2 separate regions of the Homo sapiens genome follow, and region 1 is linked to region 2. A link is an interaction called in ENCODE POLR2A ChIA-PET data of the cell type or tissue named here. Cell type or tissue: OCI-LY7. All regions are shown on one strand. Links, peaks and the distances in the headings refer to the core of each region. The heading gives the core; the rest is flanking DNA.

Region 1 (5,808 bases), core at 1,000-4,999, 490 kb before region 2:
TTTTGGAGGGCGTTTGTGGGGAGGGTGTGGGAGATGGAGGCATAGGAAAATCCTAGCTCTTTCCCTTGGGCTGTGGGGAGGGGTCCAGGGCTACAGTGCCGTTGACCTTGAAGAAGGGGAGGGAAACCCCTCACCTCAGTTTCTCTCCTGTGGAATGGAGGTTGGGGAAGACACACTCTCTTCTGTGTTTCAGCACCTCCTCCCAGGGTCTGCCCTGGGAACCAGTGGGTTAGGGAGGAGCTCCTCTTCTATTCTTTTTCCAGAGGGAAGAACCTGCCACTGTCAGAGCCCTGGTCTCCCTGTCTGGGGCCAGGACCCGCGTTTGGGGATGTGCTTTAAGGGAGATGCCAACTGAAGTATTTTTGTCTTGCTAGCTCCGTTGCTAAGCAACCACTGAGCGGCAGCAACAGCTGGGGGAGAGTGGCTGGGATGGGAGGCCTGGGGACCACCCTCAAACCTGTCTGTTGCACACACCTCTCCAGTGCAGGCAGGGTTGGGGGGGGGTTGGAAAGCTGCAGAGGGAGGAGGGGTGGCTCAGTGTTGGGGGTCCTTCTGAGCCAGGAGCCTCCCCTCTTACTGCCCTTCTCCCGTTACAGAGGCTGTGATCAATAGCCAGGAATGGACTTTGAGCCGCTCCATTCCTGAACTGCGCCTGGTAGGTAACCCAGTCCCCTTGCCTATAGGGAAGGCTGACCTCCCACCCACTGCACTCTCAGCTCTCTCCCTTCACCTCTCCTTCTCTCTCTCTCTCTCTTTGGGAATAGGGAATCGTTTTCCAGTTCTCCTGAGAGTCTGCCTTCATAGCACCAACATGGGGTTTGCTACAGCCTCCTCACAAGTTTTTCCTATCTAGTCTTTATGCAGCCATCCCCTTTTTCCTGTTTGTTCATGGTCCTCCTCCAGGCTTCTCATTTCTGGTATCTGCCCTTTGGCCTTCATGTTGTACTGCCTAGAATTGGGTAAAGTTTTCCAACTAGTGCCTAGAGCTGTGACATGCTACAAACACACACACACAGAGACACACACACACAACATATCTAGTATGTTTTCTAAACAACCCAACACACAAAAAAGCTGGTACTGAATTGCTGACATTCTTCAGCTCGTGCTCCACTTTGAGCTTGGGATCATTTCTTACCACACTCATGCCCTGATCCTCCCAACTGCTCTGATCCCCCCAGCTGCTCTGATCCTCCCAACTGCTCTCTCTGGAATGACTGTCATCCAGGCCCTGTAGGGTCCTGCTTGGATGACTTATCTCTCTGGGTTTTCTGGAGTGTCCAGACCCATGCATCCTGCCTTCTCTTATATCCCACAATTTCTGCTCCACAACCTTGCCCTCAGGGTGTGCTGGGCGATGCCAGGAGTGGGAAGTCATCGCTCATCCACCGATTCCTGACTGGCTCATACCAGGTGCTGGAGAAGACAGAGAGTGAGTTCTGAAGAGCCATAGTAAGCTAACCATTGGGGTCAGGGATCCAGGAGTGAGATCAATGATTAGGCAGGTGTGGAGACCAGGGGGGAAGGATGAGGCCATAATAGCAAAAGCACTGGGAGCATGGGGAGGTTTGGTGACCTGTCACCTCTGACCTGTTACCCCTTCCAACTCTTCTGGACAGGTGAGCAGTACAAGAAAGAAATGTTGGTGGATGGACAGACACATCTGGTGCTAATCCGAGAGGAAGCTGGGGCACCTGATGCCAAGGTGAGGGTGGAGGTGGTGGGGGACAGGCTGGCTGGGGTCAGCACTGGCCAAAGGAGAGGGCTCTGGTTTCCCAGGTCTTCATCTGGATTGGGTCCAGAGGAGTAGACCTGTCTGACTTTCCATTTGCTCCCTCACTCCCCGCAAGTTCTCAGGCTGGGCAGATGCTGTGATCTTCGTCTTCAGCCTGGAGGATGAGAACAGTTTCCAGGCTGTGAGCCGTCTCCATGGGCAGCTGAGTTCCCTTCGCGGGGAGGGACGAGGAGGCCTGGCCTTGGCACTGGTGGGGACACAAGGTAAGGAGGGGTTAGGAAAGCACTGCTTTCAAGGGAGGCCCTAAGGAGGCTACTGGGATATTGCCCAACATGGGTGAGAACTTGGTAAGGTGTGGAAATGGCCACTTGGATTATAGTACCCTTCTGGAGGGAGCCTGGTCTCCAAATAAGGGAGTCATGAAACCAAACAATAACTTCCCAAGGTCTGAGCAGAGAAAAGGGGATCTCCAGGGAGGAAAGGACAGCTATAGTAGCCATCTCCTTGCCTCTCCTGAAATGTCACCTACCTTGTGTTCTGACACTGCCATTTCCTAGTGCCACCATCCTAGGACACAGAAAATCTCAAGTCCTAGGGTGGATAGGAAACCTTTTCCATCTTCCTTTTTGCGACAGCTGGGTAAGGCTGACACCTTTTAAAGGAACTTATCCAAAAACAAAGTGAAAACACAAAGGAAATGATGATGAAAAGAAGAGAGCAGAAAACCTTTTAGTTCTCAGAGAAGTGACTCAGAGGCTCCCAGACTCTGCCAGGGCCAGGAAATGCTTTTCCAGCACTCCCCTGTGTCGAGCTGGTGGGACTTGGTCTGGATGCCTGTTCTGCTGGTGCCTATCTCCACCTGTTGCTTGCATCCTGGTTTCTTGCTGCAGAGTGGGCAGTCCAGCCATGACCCATGGGCACCCAACCTTTTCCTAGTTCACAAGCTGGTGTCCTCCCACCAGTTCAGGGTTCTATGGATTTGCAGGGCAGGGTGATTGTCGCTCGCGCCTGGGTCTCAGCTATGTAGACCTTGTCAGGAAGCACCACTCAGCAGCTCTGGAGTATTCCTTGAGGACACACACACACACACACACACACACACAGCTCACCCAGCTAGGTGTGTGAACTGGGCCCAGTACTCAGAAAGGGCTTATGTACTCCCATTCCACCTGGTCACAGAAAAGATGATCTCTCACACCCCATCCCCAGTGGACCCAGCCTGAGGGCCCAGTGCAAGGATAAGGGAATTGTGAAAAATCGAACAAGGTGGGGCTCCTTGTTCAATCCTGCCCCTTTCCTGTCCCCTCAGACAGGATCAGTGCTTCCTCCCCTCGGGTGGTGGGAGATGCTCGTGCCAGAGCTCTGTGCGCGGACATGAAACGCTGCAGCTACTATGAGACTTGTGCAACCTATGGGCTCAATGTGGATCGGGTCTTCCAGGAGGGTGAGTGTAGTGATCTCCAGCATATGTGGGAAGCCAGAGCAAGGGGCCTGGGATATTCTCAGTGGTCAGGCATCCAGGCCTCTCTCTGTGAGTGACAGGAAATTAGCCTTTGTGGGAGGGAGGAGAGATCAGGGAGGCCAGAGAAGGTTTGCTTAATAGTCGCAAGGTCTTTCTGGGCTGGAGGAGCTGGCAAGGCCACAGGTGGCATGGAGGCCACAGTGACAAGGAAGTTGGGTCCTGTGTTGTCTACTGGGGATTTCTCAAAGCTGGGCATGGAAGGGTGGTCTTGGGTATCTGGCCTGCTCACACCTCCTTCCGTCAACTCCCCTCAGTGGCCCAGAAGGTGGTGACCTTGCGCAAGCAGCAACAGCTTCTGGCTGCCTGCAAGTCCCTGCCCAGCTCCCCAAGCCACTCAGCTGCATCCACTCCGGTAGCTGGCCAGGTGAGTTGGGGTTTCAGAGTCTGCAGAGGGGCCGGTAAGATGCAGAGGGGCTGGGGATCCTAGGACAGGTACAGAGTACCCAAGGAGGTTCAGGGAGTGGGGAAACAGATGGAAATGGCAGTGAAACTATTGGCAGAAAGTGCATTGGACTGGAAATCAACCAGATTTGAGACATCATTTGCAGTGTCCTTAAGCAACTCACCTAACCTCCCAAGGCTATCAGGAAGATTGTATGACACAATACTTGTGAATCAACCTTTACAACATTTAAAGCATTGTCACAATGTTAGTGAGGATTTTAAAAATTATTAATGACAACATAAATAAATGGTGAGGTGATCAAGGAATGTCTCAAATTCCCCATAACGAGATATGAGTGTAGCTTGGTGGAGTAGGGGGCATCTCAGCTCTGCTGACTCTTCCATATGTGCCCAGGCTAGTAACGGGGGCCACACTAGCGACTACTCTTCTTCCCTCCCGTCCTCACCGAATGTTGGTCACCGGGAGCTCCGAGCCGAGGCAGCTGCAGTGGCTGGATTGAGCACCCCAGGGTCCCTGCACCGGGCAGCCAAGCGCAGGACCAGCCTTTTTGCGGTATTGGACATGGACATGCTGACCCCCATCCTCCTGTCCCCCATGACCTGCCCATCTTCCCTAGTCCCTAGACTCCTCTGTTGGGCCCTTCTTCATCTATCTTCCCTATCGTCACATCAGTGTATCCCTCTATCCATCCTCAAACTGATTCCAATAACCATTCCAGAATCGTCGGGGTAGTGACTCCGAGAAACGAAGCTTGGATAGTCGGGGAGAGACAACAGGGAGTGGGCGAGCCATCCCCATCAAACAGGTGAGTGATCCAGGGGCTGGGACAGGCTAGGGGCAGCTGGTCTTAGTTGGCTTTTTTCCCACATGTGTCTTTCCCCTTTCTCCAGAGCTTCCTACTAAAACGAAGTGGCAATTCCTTGAACAAAGAATGGAAGAAGAAATATGTAACCCTGTCCAGTAATGGCTTTCTACTCTACCACCCCAGTATTAACGTGAGTGGCAGAGACTGGGCCACATTGGCCAGCTTTGGATTTCCCTCAAGTTCTACCTGTCTATGCCTCTGACAAAGCACTAACCTCATTTCTAGGAAGTGCTAGTCCTCTTCTCTTAAGTTTAGCAGGCATGTGTTAAGAGCCCACCATGTGCCCATGCCAGGAATGTAAAGGTAAATACATTGCCCCAGGAACTTGCAGTCTAGTGGGAGAGCACCCAGGAAGGGAACGCTTTCTGGAGGAGACAATTGCTGGGCCAAGTCTGATGGGCCCATCCCCTAGATGTTCATCACAACCCATTTGGCCCCCAAGACCCCTCCCCAGTCCCTCTCTATTCTGTACCATGTTGACTGCTTCCCAGCATACCAAGGACCCCAACCTTCCCTACACTCTCGGCCCTGTACCCCTCCAGGATTACATCCACAGTACCCACGGCAAGGAGATGGACTTGCTGCGAACAACAGTCAAAGTCCCGGGCAAGCGGCCCCCGAGGGCCATCTCTGCCTTTGGCCCCTCAGCCAGCATTAACGGGCTCGTCAAGGACATGAGCACTGTCCAGATGGGTGAAGGCCTGGGTGAGTAAGGTTTATGACATAGGAGCAGAAGAGGGGCCAGGGCTGGGGAAAAAGAGGGGTAAGAGGGAAGAGGGGGCTGGCACTGGGCGAGTAGGAAGCTGGGTGATAAAGAGGGACCACATAAGGAATGGGGCCAGAAGAAAGAGGCTCACTGAGGTTTCATCTTCTTCCGACAGAAGCCACTACTCCCATGCCAAGCCCTAGCCCCAGCCCCAGTTCCCTGCAGCCACCACCAGATCAGACATCCAAACACCTGCTGAAGCCAGACCGGAATTTGGCCCGAGCCCTCAGCACGGGTCAGTGGGGATGACCTTCCATCTGCTGTCTTCCACACCCAAATAGGATGAGTGTGGGAAATGAATATGGGGTGAAGGCTTGGAGGCTGGAATAAATGCATGAGTGAACACATGGAGCCCCACACATGAATAAGTTCAATCATACCATGTCTATCATAATGGTTAAGACAAGTGGACTCTAACGTCAACTGCCTGAGCTTGAATCCTGGCTTGCCACATGGGCAAGTTACTTGACCTCTCCGTGCCTCAGTTTCCTCATCTGTAACATGGAGATAATAG
Region 2 (5,808 bases), core at 1,199-5,198:
GCACGATCTCGGCTCACCGCAAACTCTGCCTCCCGGGTCCAAGCGATTATCCTGCCTCAGCCTCCCGAGTAGCTGGGATTACAGGCATGTGCCACCATGCCTGGCTAATTTTGTATTTTTAGTAGAGAGGAGATTTCTCCATGTTGGTCAGGCTGGTCTCGAACTCCCGACCTCAGGTGATCCGCCCACCTCGGCCTCCCAAAGTGCTGGGATTACAAGCATAAGCCACCGCGCCTGACCATGCTGCTCACTTTTTACTTACACACTGGAGTATTTTTAAAGGCTGACAGCATAGTCAAGGACCTGGAATCTGGTAGTGAATTCCCTGTTATTTAGCTACATTCAAGCAGAATGTGGGTGACCCACCTGATAGGATGTTTTAGGGAAAGTCCCTGCATGGCCGGGCACAGTGGGTCACGCCTGTAATCCCAGCACTTTGGGAGGCCGAGGCTGGTGGATCACGAGGTCAGGAGATTGAGATCATCCTGGCTAACACGGTGAAACCCCGTCTCTACTAAAAATACAAAAAATTAGCCGGGCGTGGTGGCAGGCGCCTGTAGTCCCAGCTACTCAGGAGGCTGTGGCAGGAGAATGGCGTGAACCTGGAGGCGGAGCTGGCACTGAGCCAAGATTGCGCCACTGCACTCCAGCCTGGGTGACGGAGGGAGACCCGTCTCAAAAAAAAAAAAAAAGTTCCTGCATTAGGCAGATGGCTGAACTAGATATTTCCTCCAAGGCCTCTTCCAACTCTGAGATCTCTGAGATCCCATTATTCTATAGTTCTCTGACCTGATTATAGACAGCCAGGGCATGTGTTCCCAAGACAGCGTCTCCCTAACTCTGGTGCCCCCTCCAGCCTGTAGCAGCCATGATGGAGGAGGAGCCAGAGTCGGCCAGACCAGAGGAAGGCAAACCCCAGGATGGTGAGTGTTACCCACCTCCATCCAGAGATGGAGTAGGATCAGAGGCTCAGCTGTGGAACAGAGGGTGGAGGAGCAAAGGGCAGGCCAGCTTTGGATAGACGAGGCCCTTCCACAAAAGGGTAAGAGAATAAGAATTGCCCTCCAGGAGACAGACAATTTGTTGGTGTTTCCTATCCCAGGAAACCCTGAAGGGGATAAGAAGGCTGAGAAGAAGACACCTGATGACAAGGTAAGAATCCTTCCTCCCTGCAAGGAACCCAGTTCTCTCCCCAACCCAGCTCTGACACCACTACTCATGGCCCTGGCAGAAGCTCACTCTTTAACTCCTAGGCTTCCCATCACTTCTGACCCACACTCTCCATCAACTTGCACACCCACCCACGACCAAAACACTTCTCTCAGTTCAGGGACCTAGAAGAGAGTTGGAGTGTAGAGTGTGTGGTGAATGTCCCTGCCTTGGAATCCTGCCCCTCAGTGTGGGGTAGAGGAGCCCTAAGACTCATCATTCCCTTGCACCCCCAGCACAAGCAGCCTGGCTTCCAGCAGTCTCATTACTTTGTGGCTCTCTATCGGTTCAAAGCCCTGGAGAAGGACGATCTGGATTTCCCGTGAGAGGCCTTGGGGCAGGGGGCTGGTACTGCGGAGTGAAGAGGAAAGAGCTGGGTTCCCCCAAGGGAAAGGAAAAGGGGGGACTCAGGGCTTGGAGCCTATTGATGCTGGACCCGGGGCACAGCAGGGGACCTGCTATGTGAGTGAGGCCCCTCCCTTCCCCTCCCAGGCCAGGAGAGAAGATCACAGTCATTGATGACTCCAATGAAGAATGGTGGCGGGTGAGAGAAATGGCTAGGGCTAGGGTGGAGTGTGGGTTGAGTCCAGAACCCGACATTGAGAGATGGACTCTCCCTACTATCTTCCCTAGGGGAAAATCGGGGAGAAGGTCGGATTTTTCCCTCCAAACTTCATCATTCGGGTCCGGGCTGGAGAACGTGTGCACCGCGTGACGAGATCCTTCGTGGGGAACCGCGAGATAGGGCAGATCACTCTCAAGAAGGACCAGGTAGGCTGTTGCCCCAACCCAATCCCAGGCCTGAATGCTCCCTAGCCCACCACACTCCTTGGAGAGCTTAACCATTAATAAGACTAGGGTGAGCCCCTGTAAACCCCGGCTCCCCTGCTGTCCTCTCCTACCTTTTCCTTTGATTCCTCTCCTACTTCTGATCCTTTAATCTTCTAGATCGTGGTGCAGAAAGGAGACGAAGCGGGCGGCTACGTCAAGGTCTACACCGGCCGCAAGGTGGGGCTGTTTCCCACCGACTTTCTAGAGGAAATTTAGGCGTGCGGGCGCCTGCAAGCGGGAGACACCCACACCCCATTCTGGGCGGGCCCAGTGGAGTTTGGGGAGGGGGGCGAAAGCAACGGGACTGCTGGGAGAGGAGGGGTAGGAAGGCCCGCCTGAGCGCGACGGGGCTTCCGGGAAGGGACTGGTTCTCGCCCCCTTCCCCAGCCTGGGGCCTCGGATACCTGCTGCCCAGAGCAGCCCGGACCCGAAACCTTTCAGGCCCCGCTTGCAAGAGCTGGAAAAAAACGCGTATCTACTAGGAGGAGCCAGGGACTGGGGCGGGGGGCGGGGGCGAGGGAGGGCGAACTGTCGAATGTTGCGAATTTATTAAACTTTTGACAAAACTTAGAAAAGTTGTTATTTAACTGGGGTTGAGGAGAGGGCCTGCGGAGGGGTGGAGAATCCTCCCTAGCTGTCCCGCCTCGTTACCATCGGGTAACCTGAGACCCATCTGGGCTGAGGTTGGCGGGAGGTGGGAAGTGCGCCCGCCAGGTGAGGCCTCTGTAGTCAGTAAAGAAAGGGGAGCGCAGGGCTGGAGTCGCCGCCCCCGCGCCCCAGCGGTTGGGAGCAGGATCTTGTAGTAGGGTAAGTCCCCCCTTGCTCTTGGCGATTTAGCCGCAGGCAGCCCCTTGCATTTCGGAATCTGGCTTGGCGCCGAGCTAGGCCGCCAGGGGGCGATGCAAGATCTCGGTTGGAGAGCGAGGGATGGGGAGGGGGTGGAGGGTGGGTAAGGGGAGACAACCAGAGACACCAAGCCCGAGACCCTGGGCCTGGGAGGGGGTGGGGTGCGTGCCGTCTCCATGGCAACACTTCCTCAAGTCCTCCGAGAACCGAGCTAGCTAGGCCGGGGGCCTAACCCCACCCGCGCGGCCCCTGCCCTAACCCTTTCCGACAGGTACCGAGTGAGAACGGAGGGCAGACAGCTAACCGGCTCTCGCGGAGACACCCCTGCGGAGCACCGTATGCAAATGTTATTATTTGCATATGCAAATATGCAAATACGCCGGCCCTGGTCAGGGCGGCAGGTGGCGAGGAGCAGGAAGGTGTGGGGAAGGGAGCAGAAGGAGACGAGGAGTTTGGGGACCTGAGAGCGGACCCAGTGAGAGGCAGGCTGGGGTGGTCGCTGGAGTGGGGCAGGCGTGTGTGGGGGGGGTCTTGAGCTCGATGCCGGGTGGGGGAGGGTCGGCTTGGCCAGCCAGGAGCTCCTCTTCTCGTCTGCCCGTTGTCTGCCAGGACCGAGGTTGGCACCGCCTAGCAAGGTTGGCAGCGGGAGCCCGGGCACCATCTGCTGCTGGCGGGGGGAGGGCAGAGGCTCAGCTGGGCTGGGGAAGAGGAGGCCTGGGACGGGCGCGCCCCCCTTCCAGAAGGCTGAGGTGTGATGGGGGTAGGGAAGCACACAAGAAGACTCTGCAGAACCGGGTTCAGTTTTCTGTTCCCTTTGCCCTTGACGGTCCCGGATGCCTGAGGGGGTGGGGGCGGAGTCATTAAAGAAGACCCCCCCCTTTAATCGCGATTGAGCTGGAATAGGAACAGATCACAGGCAAACACACACACCAACCACACGCAAATCAAGCATTCTGTCCTTATCCTTCCTTGAAATCCACCTACCAGGAATGTATGAGGGGAGGGACCGCGAGGGCTCGGGTCGTCTCTATTCATCAAGGTCTGAGGGACTCAAAATCAGAGCCCCCCGAGATCCTCGAGAGACCCCCGCCAATGCTAAGGCAAAACCAATTTACTGGCTCATTGGGCGGCAATGCTGGTGTGCGGATGCCGAGAAGCAGGGAGAGCGGCTGTTCTCCCCCAACACTCGGGGGGCGCCCCCCTCCCTAGCCTCACTGAGCCGGCAGCTGTCCCTAATTAGAGCGGCGGTTTAATTGGATTTATCAGCAGTTAATAGGAAATTAAGCAAAGGGCCCGAGAGAAGGGGGGCGGGAAAAGCGGGGAAACAGGCTGTGCTGAACTAGAAGGAGGGGTGCTAGGGTACCAGGGGTGGGGACATGTGACCCAGTGTCCCGATCGAGCCCCACGGTCACACCCTCCCGTCATTACTCACCAAGACTCTTAAGCCCTGGCCCGCGGGCCGGAGAGCAGGTCCCCAGAGAGGGCGGCAGGCGTGACAGCGACCCTATGTGAGCTCCCAGCGCCCTCCATCCCCCTAAACGGCGCCTGGGTGATGGATGATACTGCCGCATGCTGCAAAGGTCATAAGTCTGGGCCAAGGAGCAGACTGAATTGAAAACAGATCCGAGGAAGGGCCGGTACTGGGGTACAAGACAACCGGCACCCCAACCTCCTCCACTGCCCACTCTACTCAGCGCGCGCGCGCGCGCACACACACACACACGTGCCCCTTGAAGTTGGAAGACTGGGCAGCACGGGGGGAAAAGGCAGAGTACAGAGTGACCCTTTCTATAAACCCCACCAGCAGCAGTGTTGGGGATCCTGAGAATCTCTCGGTGCAGCTCCAGTGTTCCCTTTAGGCTCTCCCTCCACGAAACTGCCCGATTTGGGTCAGTGGGGTCCGCCCGGTCTGCTGCTCAGGGGCAGCCCAACGTCGGCGCTACCCGCCCTAGGGGCCAGTCAAGGAAGCTTGCAGACAGCTAAGCCCTGGTGCACGGGCCTCCTAGTCCACAGCCCCAGGCGCCTCCTGTCACCAAGACCTCATCATACTGCTAGGCTAACAAGGCCTGCTCCGGAGACCCTGACGACCTCCCTGCCACATTCCACCCCGCAGGGCACAGATGGCAACTCCTGCATATGCTAAGGTGTGCTAGCCTCTGAGTGGGTGTGGGTGGGCTCTCCGTGCCCCTGGCAATTATGGACGTCTGTATCTCCGGCGTGTGGTTAGTGTGTGTCCGTTTGTTCCCTGGGTATGTGAGGTGTGTCTACCTGAGCCCCAGGTGTGTCCGACTCTGTGCCCGGGTGTGTGTCTGTGCCCCTGAGTGTGTCTATATCTGTCGGGTTTGTCCACTTCCCCGTCCCCAGCTCCCATCTGGGTGATTTTGCCCGGGTGTGCCTCCGCGTGGGGGCGTTTCCGTGCGTCTCCGCCTGCAGGTCTGTGTATGTGTGAAAATCAGGAAGAGCCAGCGGGGAGTGTGTGTTGCCATCGCGTCTCCGCCTGCAGGTATGTGTGTCTCAGTGACAGTGCGTAGGCGTGTGCCTGGGTGTGAGCCGCGCGGCGGCGTGTATCCGAATGACAGTGTGACGCACGTGCGCGCGCGAGTGTGTGTGTGCGCGCGCCGGGGTGAGTCTCCCGCCCCCACTCCTTCCTTTCCCCATTTCTATTCCTCTCTCCTCTCCCGGCCAGCTCGGCTTCGCCATCCGCATCATCTCCATCCATTATTGAAGAAACAGCCGCGTCCGCTCCAATCACATCAACACCCCCGCCCCCTTTCCGTTCCGCTCGCCCAGCGGCCCTCTGGGTGCTGAGGAGAGGGGAAGCCAAGGCGCGGTGGGGGCGCCGGGTGGGAATGGGCTTATGACCCTTGCCCCAAGCCCGGCCAGGAGCCGGGACGCCGGGGTCCCCGGCGGAGAGCGCTTTGC

What was found. ChIA-PET counts read pairs that join two places held together with the same protein. Peaks named below come from ENCODE experiments on the same cell type or tissue, not always from the same donor. Only the 100,000 strongest peaks of a DNase experiment are listed, where the experiment ranks them.
Region 1: POLR2A ChIA-PET joins it to region 2 with 7 read pairs; 2 of 35 experiments call an interaction of 5 or more read pairs at or near these places.

The regions. Positions count from the first base shown.
Region 1 is chr12:57,730,216-57,736,023 of GRCh38, reverse strand. AGAP2 (ArfGAP with GTPase domain, ankyrin repeat and PH domain 2) reads left to right here. Exons shown (of 19, transcript NM_001122772.3): 2 at 597-655; 3 at 1,345-1,432; 4 at 1,620-1,705; 5 at 1,851-1,998; 6 at 3,045-3,179; 7 at 3,512-3,621; 8 at 4,057-4,215; 9 at 4,382-4,468; 10 at 4,554-4,658; 11 at 5,071-5,233; 12 at 5,410-5,529. Among named protein-coding and RNA genes, the nearest start is that of AGAP2, 5.6 kb to the left of the region's middle. RefSeq lists an enhancer at 1,195-2,394. In OCI-LY7, for the core only: no CTCF peak of the experiment used is centred there; no DNase peak of the experiment used is centred there.
Region 2 is chr12:57,240,260-57,246,067 of GRCh38, reverse strand. STAC3 (SH3 and cysteine rich domain 3) reads left to right here. Exons shown (of 12, transcript NM_145064.3): 7 at 857-923; 8 at 1,103-1,152; 9 at 1,446-1,531; 10 at 1,702-1,753; 11 at 1,843-1,980; 12 at 2,158-2,610. The coding sequence ends at 2,256. It also overlaps a transcript of COXFA4L2 not described here. Among named protein-coding and RNA genes, the nearest start is that of COXFA4L2, 6.1 kb to the right of the region's middle. RefSeq lists enhancers at 2,937-3,840, 5,651-5,808. In OCI-LY7, for the core only: CTCF peaks have their summits at 2,201 (motif pointing right), 2,929 (motif pointing right) and 4,037; DNase peaks (open chromatin) are centred at 2,247, 3,197, 4,377, 4,887 and 2 weaker places; H3K4me3 peaks cover 3,345 bases; H3K27ac peaks cover 2,988 bases.